2 separate regions of the Homo sapiens genome follow, and region 2 is linked to region 1. The links are chromatin contacts, found by Hi-C in ENCODE. All regions are on one chromosome and are shown on one strand. Each heading gives the region's core, a stretch centred on a gene start or an enhancer-like site at or near the end of the contact. The rest is flanking DNA. Distances are from core to core; before and after follow the strand shown. Region 1 holds the start of PPP4R1 (protein phosphatase 4 regulatory subunit 1). Region 2 holds the start of AFG3L2 (AFG3 like matrix AAA peptidase subunit 2).

The links. Hi-C counts contacts between places; a loop is a spot of excess contacts on that map. Pooled maps may share reads with other maps.
Region 2: a loop to region 1 is called in a map of B cell, with 11 times the contacts of the local background. The contact joins the promoter of AFG3L2 here to the promoter of PPP4R1 in region 1. A Hi-C loop is called at or near these places in 3 of 168 maps with a recorded cell type or tissue (B cell, CD4-positive, alpha-beta memory T cell and CD8-positive, alpha-beta T cell) and 7 of 50 pooled maps.

The regions. Positions count from the first base shown.
Region 1 is chr18:9,608,963-9,615,808 of GRCh38, reverse strand. It overlaps PPP4R1 (protein phosphatase 4 regulatory subunit 1), which reads left to right and starts at 1,250. Exons shown (of 20, transcript NM_001042388.3): 1 at 1,250-1,331; 2 at 1,539-1,583. The coding sequence starts at 1,325. PPP4R1-AS1 (PPP4R1 antisense RNA 1) reads right to left here and starts at 1,002. Exons shown (of 3, transcript NR_110773.1): 1 at 795-1,002. RefSeq lists silencers at 554-1,063, 1,164-1,433, 1,534-1,783 and an enhancer at 2,054-2,133.
Region 2 is chr18:12,375,797-12,382,626 of GRCh38, reverse strand. It overlaps AFG3L2 (AFG3 like matrix AAA peptidase subunit 2), which reads left to right and starts at 5,400. Exons shown (of 17, transcript NM_006796.3): 1 at 5,400-5,658. The coding sequence starts at 5,545. RefSeq lists enhancers at 4,102-4,631, 4,632-5,163 and a silencer at 4,936-5,835.

The DNA.
Region 1 (6,846 bases), core at 1-2,500:
CAACACATTGTCCTTGGTCAAGACTACAACGTAGAAAGGAACAAGCTAATTAACTACTTAGAATTCCCTCTCCTAAGAGACCACATCGCCAAAGTGGCACCATGACACAGCTTGGTGTTTTGTTGGTCACTTTAGGAGAACACCATTTTGGAGGCCTTGGGTGGAGCTGGAGATAGAGCCATGGAGGTAGAATCGTGTCGGAAAACCTGGGTTTAGCCCCATTTTGTACTTGGGCGTTTGAGCTAATCGCTTAAGTCACGTAAAACAACAAGACTAATAAAGTCTGGGATACAGACTTTAACACCTCAAGTGCTGCCAAAAGTATTTAGAAGACAAAGCGAATCATAGGCACCCTTCACCGAGCACCTCCTAGACATCAAGAACCATGCTAGGTTCCCTACATTCTTCATTTAATGCCAATAACCCCACGAGGCAGTTATCACCTTCATTCTACAAATGGGCCCCACTCCTACCAATTAACTGGCTGAATCAGGATCTGACCCCGGGCCTGCCAACGCTCCCGCTGGTGGATTGCCCGCCTTGTCAGCTCGAGTTGGCAGGACGTGGGAGTAAAAACCCGGCGCCCCAGCCTTCACCGTGCTGCACGAGGAAGCTGGCTAGGCAGGCATGACTTTGTCAGTCAACCATCCCGCAGCCGGGCCCTGGGCTTTGTTAGCAGCCACTTGGCGAGGGCCCCGGGCGGGTGGGGAGGCGGCGCTTCCTCCAAGAGGAGGTGGGACCCCGGCCCCGACGACCTCGGAGCCGCCCCCGGCCCCGGATCGCCGACGACGTACGTGCAGGCCTGGGGATGGGGCGCTGGCTGCGAGCGGCGCGCCCGCCGAGATGGCTGCGGCTGGCAGGGCGGTGGGCGAGGCCGGTGACCCAATAAAGCGGCCGGGCCGCGGGAGGCCCCGCCCGGCCGGGTTCCGGCACTCGCCGCAGGGTCCCGGCCGGCGGCAGGTTGCGCGCCCCCGTCCGCAGCGCTCGGCGTGAGGGCGGCTCGGGAGGAGGGTGTGAGCGCGCGTCGCCGGGCCGGGACCCGGCAAGCAGCGGGAAAGGCGGGAGGCGGGAGCGCCGGTCGCCCGGGAGCCGCGCGGAGGGGCAGGCGGGGCGGGGCGGGGCGCGGCCGGGGGCCCGGGCGGCCGGGAGCCGCGCCGCCCGCGGCAGGCCCGGGCCCTCGGCCCGCCCCGCGCGCGCGCCCCCGCCAGCCCGGCCCTCCTCCTCCCCGCCGCCCCTCCCGCGCGCGTCCACCGGCTCCCCGGCTCGCGCCGCTCCATGTAGCCCCGGCTCCCCGGGCGGCCGCGGAGGAGGGGGCGACCACAAGATGGCGGGTACGTGGCCCCCTGTTCTCCGGGCGGCGGCGGCTCCTCGAGCCCACCCGCCCTCCGCCGCAGCCCTGAGTGGCTGCCGGGCCGGGGCCGGCGTGGGGTCCCGGCGCGGGAAGGCGCCCCCGGGGCGGGGGGGAGGCGGGCGGGGGGGGGGCGTCGCGCCGGGCCCCGGGGCGCTGACCGGGCCTTTCTTCTCTCCCCTCGGCGCAGACCTCTCGCTGCTTCAGGAGGACCTGCAGGAGGACGCAGACGGATGTGAGTGGCCCGGCCTCGCGGTGGCCTGGCAGTCCGCGGGGAGCGGCCGGGGAGGGCGGGCGGCGGCGAGGCCTGGGCCGGGCCCTGGCTGGCTGAGGGGACGGTGGGCGAGGGCGGCCCCAGGCGGGCTGGGGTGGCGATCGGGGGGGAAAATCTCGCGTCCGTGAGGAAACGGCGCGCCCAGGTTCCGCTGGGGGAGGGAGACGCCCGGAGTAACGCCCAAGTTCGCTTTCCGCCCTTCGCTCTCTTCTCCCGGCGCCCCCGAATCGCCTGCGGGCTCAGCAGTGGCGCGGCTGTTTTGGAAGGAGAAGCGGTGGGGCAGGATTTGAAGTGGGGTTTGGGTGTGTTTCTGCCCCTGGTGTCCCCTTCCCCCGTCACTCTAGGAAGGAAGAGGCTCGCGCGGGAGGTGTGTTTCCTTAGAGTCGCTCTTCCAGGAGCGCCCGGGGGTCAGCCTGGGCCCCGGCTAGCCGTCTGGGCTCCCCGACCCGGTTTTGGATTGTTTGAGGATGACATACCTGTCATTTTACTTTGGCTGGTAGCAGTTTTCAGATGCTCCCGATTTGATTAGTGGATTACGAGAAGGTTAGAAGGTGTGGCCTCCGCAGGAATTACTAGGTTTGGAGAGCATATTTCTTTAATGCGGATGTTCAGAAATCACCCAGCCCTCCTTCAGTGTTAACAGTGCAGCTTTCCTTTGAGGTACTGAAGTTTTTAAAGAGTTGACGCTTTTATTTTTAAAAAGACAAAGTTTCTGACATTTCCTGATGGCGACGGAATTGATATTTAGAAAGGAATTTTTCGTCTTATATGTACTTTTCTAAGCCTCAGAAAATAATTTGGGTCACGATAGAAAAGACAAAAGAGTTAAGCAGGTTTGTATTGAAAGAAGTGACAAATTGCAGTTAACTTAAAATAGTTTCTATTCTTGCTAATCTTCCAAAATAGCGACCCATCAAAAAATCAATAGGTTTTGAGATGCATTTTAAAAATGCAGAGTGTGCAAAATATATAAGCGAAGATCATGGGATACATAAGGGACCAAGAAATTGTTCTGAGTTGAGATGATAACCATAGTAGGATTGTGGTCTGTTTAGTGGAAAGCCTACCGGATGCTGAGATTGACTGTCTAGTACCTGTATAAGTAATTTCAGAGATGGCTGCAGTTTGAAATTACTCTTTTAAATACTCTGTAGTTAATCCTTAGCATTGTCTAATGTGGTTCCCTTACTCAGAGTAAACTTAATTTTTAGATTCCTGGTTGTTTTGAGTAAAGTAAGGGGGATTTACTATTTAGATGGATTATCTGAAACGAGTAATTTATCTTTAAAGTAAATGAACCACATCCAAACTTTTGCTAAGTCTGTGTTTTTAGTGAGGTGGCTCAAAACAGCTCTCTTAAAGGGAGCAGTACTCATGTAGTGAAGGGCAGCTTTAACATTTTATTTAATGTTTACCTTAAGCCACTTATCTGCCTAATAGTAAGTTTGAGATATTATTTAAGGCATCTGTTGATTTCAGATCTCTTGCCAGGTTAGGATTGGAGAAATGGCCCTGATTATGTTACCTCGAGGAGGGCTTTTTATATTTATGTTCGACTTCGTAAATAGAAGATTCATTTATTCAGCAAGTATTTATGACTGGAGCAAAAACTTCTCACTCCTGAAGGATGAAATGCAGTCTCAGTTTCTTCCTTAGCCCCCAAGAAGCACAGTGTAGAGGGGAAGGCATACCTGTGAAAAATTCAACCATGAGTTTCAACACTCTGCCAGGTACTGGGGATGGAGCTTTGAGAAAGATGGGCACAACCCATGCCCTCTAGTGGTTTACAAGCAGTTTTGAATCTAGGTGTACAGTACAGTATTACAGTTACCACTGGAGCCAGGCTGCTCTGTTTGTCTTAGCAGTGTCTTTTTGGGCAGACTTGGGCAACTCACTTAACCTCCCTATGCCTCAGTTTTGTCATTTGTAAGTAGGCATAAGAAATATTACCTACTTCATAGAGTTGTTCAAGGCTGTACATGAGTTAGTGCCTCTGAAGCACTTGGAACAATTCCTGGTAAACAGCGATGATTATGATTATGTTTGCTGTTATGAGAAAAGAGCAAGGGAAGCTTAAAAGAAGAGCAGAGAAGGAAACACTGATGTTGAACCTTACAGAATGAAGGTACTTAAAGATGCTGCCAATGCTCGCAACTAAATTTTTTTTTTTTTTGAGATGGAGTTTCACTCTTGTTGCCCAGGCTGGAGTGCAAAATGGCGCGATCTCGGCTCACCGCAACCTCTGCCTCCCGGGTTCAAGTGATTCTCCTGCCTCAGCCTCCCAAGTAACTGGGATTACAGGCGTGTGCCACCACGCCTGGCTAATTTTGTACTTTTAGTAGAGACGGGGTTTCTCCATGTTGATCAGGCTGGTCTCGAACTCCCGACCTCAGGTGATCCACCTGCCTTGGCCTCCCAAAGTGCTGGGATTACAGGCGTGAGCCACTGCGCCCGGCTGCAACTAACTTTTTAAAGATTCTGTTTCCTGTGCATTTTAATTTAGGATAAAACAGACATTGAAGGCACAATAGTTATTTGCATATTCATAATTTGGTTGAAGGCTTTGTTAGAGTAATTGCTTATTTTTCTCAGTTACTAAAGTTTTTACAGGTGATACCTTTACCCAGAATATTCAGGAACAAAGGACTTTTGGACATATGGCCAGTTGAAGGACCACTTCCCATCTCTTGTGAAGGGAGAAAGAATGAGGGGGAACACTGGGCCATGGTGCCTCCTTAGAGAGCAAGATGGTTGGTAAAGGACTGAGACAGCTGTCACATCCTGGAGAAGCTGGAGAAGGTAGAGGACCCAAAGGTAGAGGAACGGAGCTTGGGCTGCCCTTATAACACGGTTGTTATCTCGTGAGCCTGAGTTTCTCTGTCTATGGTAAAACTCCAGAGTATGGAGCCCAACCTCCAGAGTAGTTGTAAACAAGTCCTACTACTTCAGCCAAGCTAGGTGTAAGTTGGCCCTTGGGATGGGAAGAAATTGTTTTCTGGTCAAGCTCTAGAATCTTGGTTGACCTTCCTAAATGCAGAACCTGGACTATGAGGGAAGAGACAGTAAGTTCTGTTGTGCAGATGATCTAGGAAAGGACCTAGCTGGAGTCTAGGACTTGAAAGAGGGGCATTGCCAGACATTGCTAAGAGTCTCAGGTCTTTCGATTTGATTTGTTTTAATCCCGTCTCTGTACAGAGGCACAGAGTCGGGGAAAAGGTTGGTCAAAGACTGACTTGACTGATAACCTTTGGAGGAAAAAAAATCCTAATGAGGGAAAAATGGATGGTATTTGTGTGTGTGTGTGTGTGTGTGTGTGTGTACACATAATTTCATTGAAGGAGTTTCATTAGAACTTAAACTTTTATCAAGTAACTTATAAAGGTAAGTAAATGAAATCATTATCAGGTACTCTTAAATTTAGGAGAATAGGCTGGGTGCAGTGGCTCATGCCTGTAATCCCAGCACTTTGGGAGGCCGAGGTGGGCGGATCACGAGGTCAGGAGATCGAGACCATCCTGGCCAACATGGTGAAATGTCTACTGAAATACAAAAAAAAATTAACTGGGCGTGGTGGCGTGCACCTGTAGTCGCAGCTGCTCAGGAGGCTGAGGCAGGGGAGTTGCTTGAACCCAGGAGGTAGAGGTTGCAGTGAGCCAAGATTGTGCTACTGCACTCCAGCCTGGCGACAGAGCAAGACTCCGTCTCAAAAAAAAAAAGTTTAGGAGAATAATGCAATAAAAACCATATGTATTTAAGTTTAAAAGTGAAACTTTCAGTACTGTATCATGAAATACTTTGAATTTCAAATTGAAAGCAAACCAGTGACTCCATTTGAACATAGGTTATCTCAGCAGATTTCAGAGTTGGGTAAACCCTTTTTAACTTTTTATATTTAATTATGTTCCTTAAATAATGGGAGACAATACAAAATTGTAGATGTTTAGAAAAAATTATTTCAGATTTCTGTTTTAGTTTCCAAAGATGCAATTTTGATTCACATTTAAGTTGGTAGATTCCTAAAATGAAATGAGACTAAGATACGGTTAAGATTTGATGAGCCAATGCTTGTAAAAATAATTTCATTGAAGGAGTTTCATTAGAACTTAAGCTTTTATCAAAGTAATATGTTGAAGAATGTTATTTTTAAAGAATGGCTATGTAACGCTTAGTTTACAGTGCCTTTCATACACAGGTTATTCTTCACAGCAGTCCTGTGATGTGTAGGCTGTGGTATTCTAATACTAATAAGTAAGTTGACTAATGCCCAAAGGGACTAAAGAAACAAAACTCCTAAGTTTAGACGGAATTTTAAGCTAGGCCTTCTGATTCTAAATATCATATTTTGAATATTTTCTTAAATGGCCCAGTTTAAAATATTGATCAACCCAAACTTGTACAGGCAATTTCTTTGAACTCGTTCTTAAAGTACCCTTGAAAATTAATCTGGGATGCTGCATGTGGTTTAGTTTACACCTGGAGAATGATAGAGAGGATGGAGCTTGGGTATAAGACAGCTTATTTAGTCGTTAACTTTTATCTCAGCTGTAACTAAGTATGACGTTGAAAAGTTTTTGAAGCTATGTTATTGAGTATGCCATACAACAGACTTTTTTCATATTTAAGTTTTGGAATCCTTTTACATTATGCTGTTTTTCGGGTTTAAGGGCGGTGTTGAAGTAGAGTGAAGGATGGGTCCAGAACTAACTGAGGGTAACCGCCTAGACCGCACTCTGTGCAGAATCTTCAGGCCTTCCTACCATGTTTCAAAACCAGTTCTGATAAGCTTAGAGTCCTTGCTTCCGGTGGGAGGTGAGGAGCAAAATATTGGGGCTGTATCTGGTAGTGGCCAGGGAATCATTCAGAAACCTTTGGAAGGTGCCCTTGAACGTGAATCATATTTAGGAGTATTGTTAAATAGGGATTTGGGAGGGTGAGTCGTGAGACCTGGTAGCCTGTTTTGACTGCTGCCAACAAGCCTGGATGGAGAGATCTTTATTTAGAGATAATATCATTGATATCTTAGAAAAGAGTGCTTTTAAAATGGTTTCAGTGGTACCCACATGTGTGTTGGATCAATTAATGATACCTCTGCTAACAACTTCCCACATAAAATTGAAAGAGAGAGAGAGAGAGACAGAGAGAAAAACCCCTTTGTAAATATGCTTGGGCCTGTAGCTACACGATCCACTGCCCTCCCCCCTCCAAAAAATAAAAAACCAAGACA
Region 2 (6,830 bases), core at 4,151-6,650, 2.8 Mb before region 1:
TGAGCCACTGCGCCCTGCCTCTTATCTCTCTTTTAATTACTATTTGCACAGAATATCTTTTTCCATCCTTTATTTTTAACCCATTTGTGTCTTTGGATATAAACTGGGTCTCCTGTAGACAGCATACAGCTGAATCATGTTTTTTTTTTTTTAATCATTTGGCCAGTCTCTACCTTTTGAATGGAGAGTTTAATCCACTTACACTTAAAGTAATTACTTATTTATTTATTTTTTTGAGACAGGGTTTCACTCTGTTGCCCAGGCTGGAGTGCAGTGGTGTGATCTCAGTTCACTGCAACCTCCTCATCCTGGGCTCAAATGATCCTTCTGCCTTAGTCTCCCAAGTAGCTGGGACTATAGGCATGTGCCACCATGCCTGCCTTATTTTTGTATTTTTTGTAAAGATAGGGTTTTGCCATGTTGCCCAGCCTGGTCTTTAACTCCTGGACCCAAGTGATCCACCTGCCTCAGCCTCCCAAAGTGCTGGGATTACAGGCATGAGCCATTGCGCCCAGCCCTAAAGTAATTGAAGATAAGAAGGAAGGACTTCTAACATTTGCTACTTGTTTTTTGTATGTCTTTGTATTAGTCATGGTTTTCTGGAGAACAGAAGTAATGTGATGCATATATATGATATATATTTATAAACATGAATATATGTTAAATATATAAATATACAGAATATGTACAAAAATATGTTTATACTTATAAACATATATGTACAATTTATGTTTATATTTATAGACTATATATGTAAAATATATAAAAATGTATATGCTTATATAAAATTATTTTATATATCCATATAAACATAATATATGTAAACTATATTTATATTTATTTACATATAAAATTATATATAAACCTATATTTTCAATAAATACATAAAAAGAAATATATAAATATATTTACATCTCTCTATATTGTATACAATATATCTTTATATATAGGCTGGGTGCTGTGGTTCATACCTGTAATTCCAGTCCTTTGGAAGGCTGAAGCAGTAGGCTGCTTGAGACCAGGAGTTTGAGACCAGCCTAGGCAACATAGTGAGACCCTGACTCTACAAAAAATTTAAAAATTAGATGAGTGTGGTGGCAAGGACCTATAGTCTTAGCTACTTGGGAGGCTCAGGGAGGAGGACTGCTTGAGCCCAGGAGTTTAAGGCTGCAGTGAGCTGTGATTGTGCTGCTGTACTATAGCCTGGGTAACAGAGGGAGACCCTGTCTCTAAAAAAAAGTACATATATGAATGTGTGTGTGTGTATATATACATATATATATATGTATATATAATTTTTTTTTTTTTTTTTTTTTTTTTTTTTTTTTAGAGATGGAGTTTCACTCTTATTGCTTAGGCTGGAGTGCAATGGTGCAATCTCGGCTCACTGCAACCTCCGGCTCCCGGGTTCAAGTGATTCTGCTGCCTCAGCCTCCCAAGTAGCTGGGATTATAGGCATGCGCCACCATGCCCGGCTAATTTTGTATTTTTAGTAGAGATGGGGTTTCTCCATGTTGGTCAGGCTGGTCTTGAACTCCCGACCTCAGGTGATCTGCCAGCTTGGCCCCCTGAAGTGCTGGGATTACAGGCGTGCTTCTACTTTCTTATCCCTAAGTACCATCTTACCTGTGGGTTTTTTGGTAAAAATTATTTATCCAGTTGAGTAAGTTCCCCTCTATTCGTTAGTTTACAGAGAGTTTTAATCATGCATGGGTGTTGGAGTTTGTTAAATGCTTTTTTTTGTTGCATCTATTGATCATGCGATTTTTCTTCTTTAGCCTATTGATTTGATGGATTACATTCATTGATTTTCTGATGTGGAACAAGCCTTTCATATCTGGGATAAATCCCACTGGTTGTGGTATATAGCTCTTTTTATACATTGTTTGATTTGATTTGCTAATATTTTGTTGAGAATTGTTGCAACTATATTCATGGAAGATATAGGCTTATAGTGTTTTGTTTTGTAGTTTGTTTTTCAGTAATGTCTTTGTCTGGTTTTAATATTAGGGTAATGGCCTCATAGAAAGAATTGAGAAGTACTTCCCCATGTTAATTTTCTGGAAGAACTTCTTTAGAATTGGTATTATTTCTTCCTTAAATGTTTGGTAGAATTTCTTAGTTAAGCCATCCAGGCCTGGGGTCTCCTTCATGGAAAGGTTTTGTTTTGTTTTTGTTTTTTTGAGATGGAGTTTTGCTCTTGTTGCCCAGGCTGAGTGCAATGGTGCTAACTCCACTCACCGCAACCTCTGCCTCCTGGGTTCAAACGATTCTCCTGCCTCAGCCTCCCAAGTAGCTGGGATTACAGACGTGTGCCACCACGGCTGGCTAATTTTGTATTTTTAGTAGAGACGGGTTTTCTCCATGTTGGTCAGGCTGGTCTTGAACTCCTGACCTCTGGTGATCAGCCTGCCTTGGCCTCCCAAAGCACTGGGATTACAGGCGTGAGCCACCACGCCCAACCCATGGAAACGTTTTTAACTACAAATTCAATTTATTTAATAGATGTAGGACTTTTTGTGTTGTCTTAAAAGTGAGCTTTGGTAACTTGTATTTCACAAGGAATTTGTATAGTTCATTGTTCAAATTCATTGGCGTATATTCTATTTTCATTTTAATATATGTAGAATGTGAAGTCATGTCAACTTTCTCATTCTTGGTATTGGTAATTTGTGTCTTTTTTTTTTTTTTTTGAGATGGAGTCTCGCATTCCAGGCTAGAGTGCAGTGGCGCGATCTTGGCTCACTGCAATCTCTGACTCCCAGGTTCAAGTTATTCTCCTATCTCAGCCTCCCGAATAGCTGGGACTACAGGTGCTTGCCACCATGCCCGGCTAATTTTTGTATTTTTTTTTTTTTTAGTAGAGATGGGGTTTCTTTGTTCCTTTTTTTTTTTTTTTTTGAGATGGAATCTCGCTCTGTCACCCAGGCTGGAGTGCAGTGACACAATCTTGGCTCACTGCAACCTCCGCCTCCTGGGTTCAAGCGATTCTTCTGCTTCTGCCTCAGCCTCCTGAGTACCTGGGACTACAGGCGCACGCCACCACACCCAGCTAATTTTTGTATTTTTAGTAGAGACGGGGTTTCACCATATTGGCCAGGCTGGTATTGAACTCCTGAACTCGTGATCCGCCCACCTCAGCCTCCCAAAGTGCTGGGATTACAGGCGTGAGCCACCTTGCCCGGCCTCTCTCTCTCTTACTTTCTTTCTCTTTCTTTCTCTCTCTCTCTCTCCTTTCTTTCTCTCACTCTCTTTCCTTCCTTGTTTCTTTTTCTTTCTTTTTTTGGCCTGCTTGCTGGTCTCAAACTCCTGACCTCAGGTGATCTGCCTGCCTTGGCCTCCCAAAGTGTTGGGATTACAGGCATGAGCCACCGTGCTGGGCCAATTTGTGTCATTTTCTTTTTTCCTGATTGCTCTGACTATTGATCTTCTCAAAGAACACACTTTGATTTCATTCATTTCTCTATGTCTTTTAGTTTTTAATTTTATTGATTTTTACTTTTATCTTCTTTCTGTTCTTTGGTTTTACTTCATTTTCTGTCTAGTTTTTTCTTTTTTGAAGCCGAGGTCTTTGTTTTGCCCAGGCTTGTCTGGAACTCTTGGGCTCAAGTGATCCTCTCACCTCAGCCTATTTCTGATACTGATTTCTAATTTAATTTCATTGTGGATAGAAAATATGTTTTATATGACTTGACTCCTCTTAATATTTTTATGGCCTACAATATGGTTTATTTTGATAAGTGCTCTGTGAAAACTTGAAAATAATGTGTATTCTGTTGTTATGAGTAGTTTTCTATAAATGTCTATTTGATTTAGTTGGTTGTGTTTAAGTCTTCTATATACTTACTATTTTCCTGTCTAATTGTTCTGTCAATTATCAAAAGAAGGATTTGAAATCTCCAAATATAATTGGAAGTTGTGGTTCTGTCAGTCTTTGCTCCATGTATTTTAAGCTTCTGTTAATGGGAACAAAGATGTTTAGGGTTGTTATGTCCTACTGATGAACTGACCCCTTTATAATAATAATAATAATAATAATAATAATAATAATAATTCTCTTGGCCAGATGTGGGTGGCTCACATCTGTAATCCCAGCACTTTGGGAGGCTGAGTCAGGAGGATTGCTTAAAGCCAGGAGTTTGAGACTAGCCTGGGCAACAAAGTGAGACTTCAACTCTACACAAAATAAAAAAAGTCGAGTGTGGTCGAGCGTGTGTGGTCCCAGCTACTTGGGAGGCTGAGGCAGGAGGATCCCTTGAGCCCAGGAGTTAGAGGCTGCAGTGAGCTACGATTGCACCATGGCATTCCAGCCTAAGTGACAGACTGAGACCCTGTCTCTGGAAAAGAAACCCGATCCTCTTCATCCTTAGTGATATTCTTTTCCCTGCAATTAATTTTCTTTGGAATTTCCTTGCCCTAAAATCTATTTGTCTACTCAGTTTTCTTTTGTGTGAGCATGGTATGATGGTGTATCTGGTATATCTTTTTGTTATTGTTTTACTGCCACTGGGGTAATCACAGGACTCACCTGGTTTTGTCTCCTGTCTCTCAAGGATTACTGTCCTTTGCCTGAGGTCCAGCGTCGCCAGCCTGGGCGACAGAGCGAGAGCCCGTCTCAGAAAAACCCCCAAGTCCCCCACCTCAGTTCAAAGACCTCTCCTTTTTCCTCCGCTGTCACGGTACAGGAAACAATGTGTAGTTTCCACTACCTGGAAGACTCGACTTGCTCTCCGAGAACCAGTTCCCCGACAGGGTTCCTAGAGCGCAGGCTGCACGGCACAGCCCCAACATTCCCTGCTGCTTGTGAATCTTCGCATCGCCCTCCCAGGGGTCAGGAATGTGTGCTTCGGTGTCTCCAGAGCCTAGCACCACCCCATGACTCAGCTGGCGCTCGGAGGGTCCTTCCATCTGCCGCCGCTGGGGCCTTCGCTACTTCCCCCTCGCTCCTACTGGCTGGCCCACCCGGCTGCCCAGGCTCGGAAGCCCAGGATCCCAGTCACGCGTCTCCCCTTAGTCCCCGCCTCCAGCCACGCCCCCCACACCCCTCCGTCGGCCCCGCCTCCAGCTCCTGCTCGCTCTCCTAGTCCTTCCTCGGCCCCACCTCCAGCCACGCCCCCCACGTGCGCCATCAGCCCCGCCCCCAGCTCTCGCTCGCCCTCCCGAGTCCTCCCTCGGCCCGGTCCCCGCCTCTAGCTCCCCCTTGCCCTCCAGGGTCCTTCTCGGCCCCGCCTCCTGCCGCGCCCCCAACGCTGCTCCGTCGGCCCCCGCCTCCGGTCCCGCCCCCATGCTCCTCCCATTTGGTCCTGTCTTCTGCACTGGCGGAGGTCGCGGCGGGCCTCGGAGAGGAGACGCCGACGTCAGCGCGCCGGGGCGGGGCTGGCGGCAGGAGACGCCGCGTTGAGAGCTTGGGCTCCTCCGTGAGCCGCCGGCGCGCTTCGCTGCCTGGCGGCCTTTCCCCGAGCCGAGCCCGCTTCCCGAGGCCGCCAGTCGTCGCCTGCCCGCGCCTGCGCAGCGTCCCGGGCCGAGAGGGCCACGGCGGCGGCCATGGCGCACCGCTGTTTGCGGCTGTGGGGCCGGGGCGGCTGCTGGCCCCGCGGCCTACAGCAGCTCCTCGTGCCTGGCGGCGTGGGCCCGGGCGAGCAGCCCTGCCTCCGGACGGTGAGTCCTACCTGGGCGCCCGGCGCCCTCCACCCTGCCTCGGGCCCACTTCCGGCTCGGGAGAGCGGACGTCAAGGTCACTGGCCCCCGCCCTCCGGCCGCACGCGGGCCGTCCCTGCCGAGGGCCTGGGCGCCCTGCGCTGTCTCTCAGCCGGCCCCGGGAGCGCCGATTCGCGCTCAGCCCTGCCTGTGGGATTCAAGTTTTGAAAACGCGCAGCTTCAGTAGAGCCGGGTTTTCGCGCTTCACCGGGGCGGTTGAAGCCTCGAAGGTCATGTTGGCTTGGTGGCCGTCCTTGTCCCCGCTTTCGTGTCCCCGGAGCACGGAACGAAGGCGTCTGTAATTTTGAGTCAGCAGCACGAGCACGATGTAGTCGCAAGGACGGGTTTTGGAGTCGGGCTGCCTAACCTCTCCGAGTCTCCGTGTTCCCGTCTGTTGAATGGGGCCATTGCGGGCATTCCAGGACTGGCAGTATTAGCTATTATTATTAAGAATGTCACCTTTTCATAGCAGGGACTCTGTGTTCGTTGCATATCAGGGCCTGCTCTCAGCAGGAGGCTCTTTCTCTGTTGGTAGCCATCCCTCTAGATACACACACGGGACCTGATACGTGTTTCTGACATAATGATAGAGTGTTGACAGAACCATGGCCGTGATCAGTCTCAATGAAAGGTTCACGTGTCGAATAGTCGCTCTCACTGTTTAAGTGACACGGTTCCTCAGCCTTGCACTGGTGTACGGGTGGTGGTTGAGGTCCCCGGGTCGGCCACGGGAACCTGGCTTGGCCTCCTGCTATCCCAGCGCCCTTGTAGTCAGCTCAACGTCTTCACTGTAAGGGGAGATAGGCTAGTGCCGGGGCTCACGCCTGCGATCCCAGCACTTAGGGAGGCCGAGGCGGGAGAATCGCTTGACTCCAGGAGTTGGAAACCAGCTTGGGTAGGGTAGCAGACCCTCCGATCTACGATTTTTATTTTTATTTTTATTTTTTAAGAGACGGGGTTTTGCTTCTTCGCCCAGGCCGGAGTGCAGCGGCGCAAACACAGCTCACTGCAGCCCCAAACTCAAGCGATCCTCCCGCCTCAGCCTCCGGAGTATCTGGGACTACAGCACCGTGGTTGATTTTTAAAAAGTTTCTGGAGAGGCCAGGCGCGGTAGCTCACGGCTGTAATCCCAG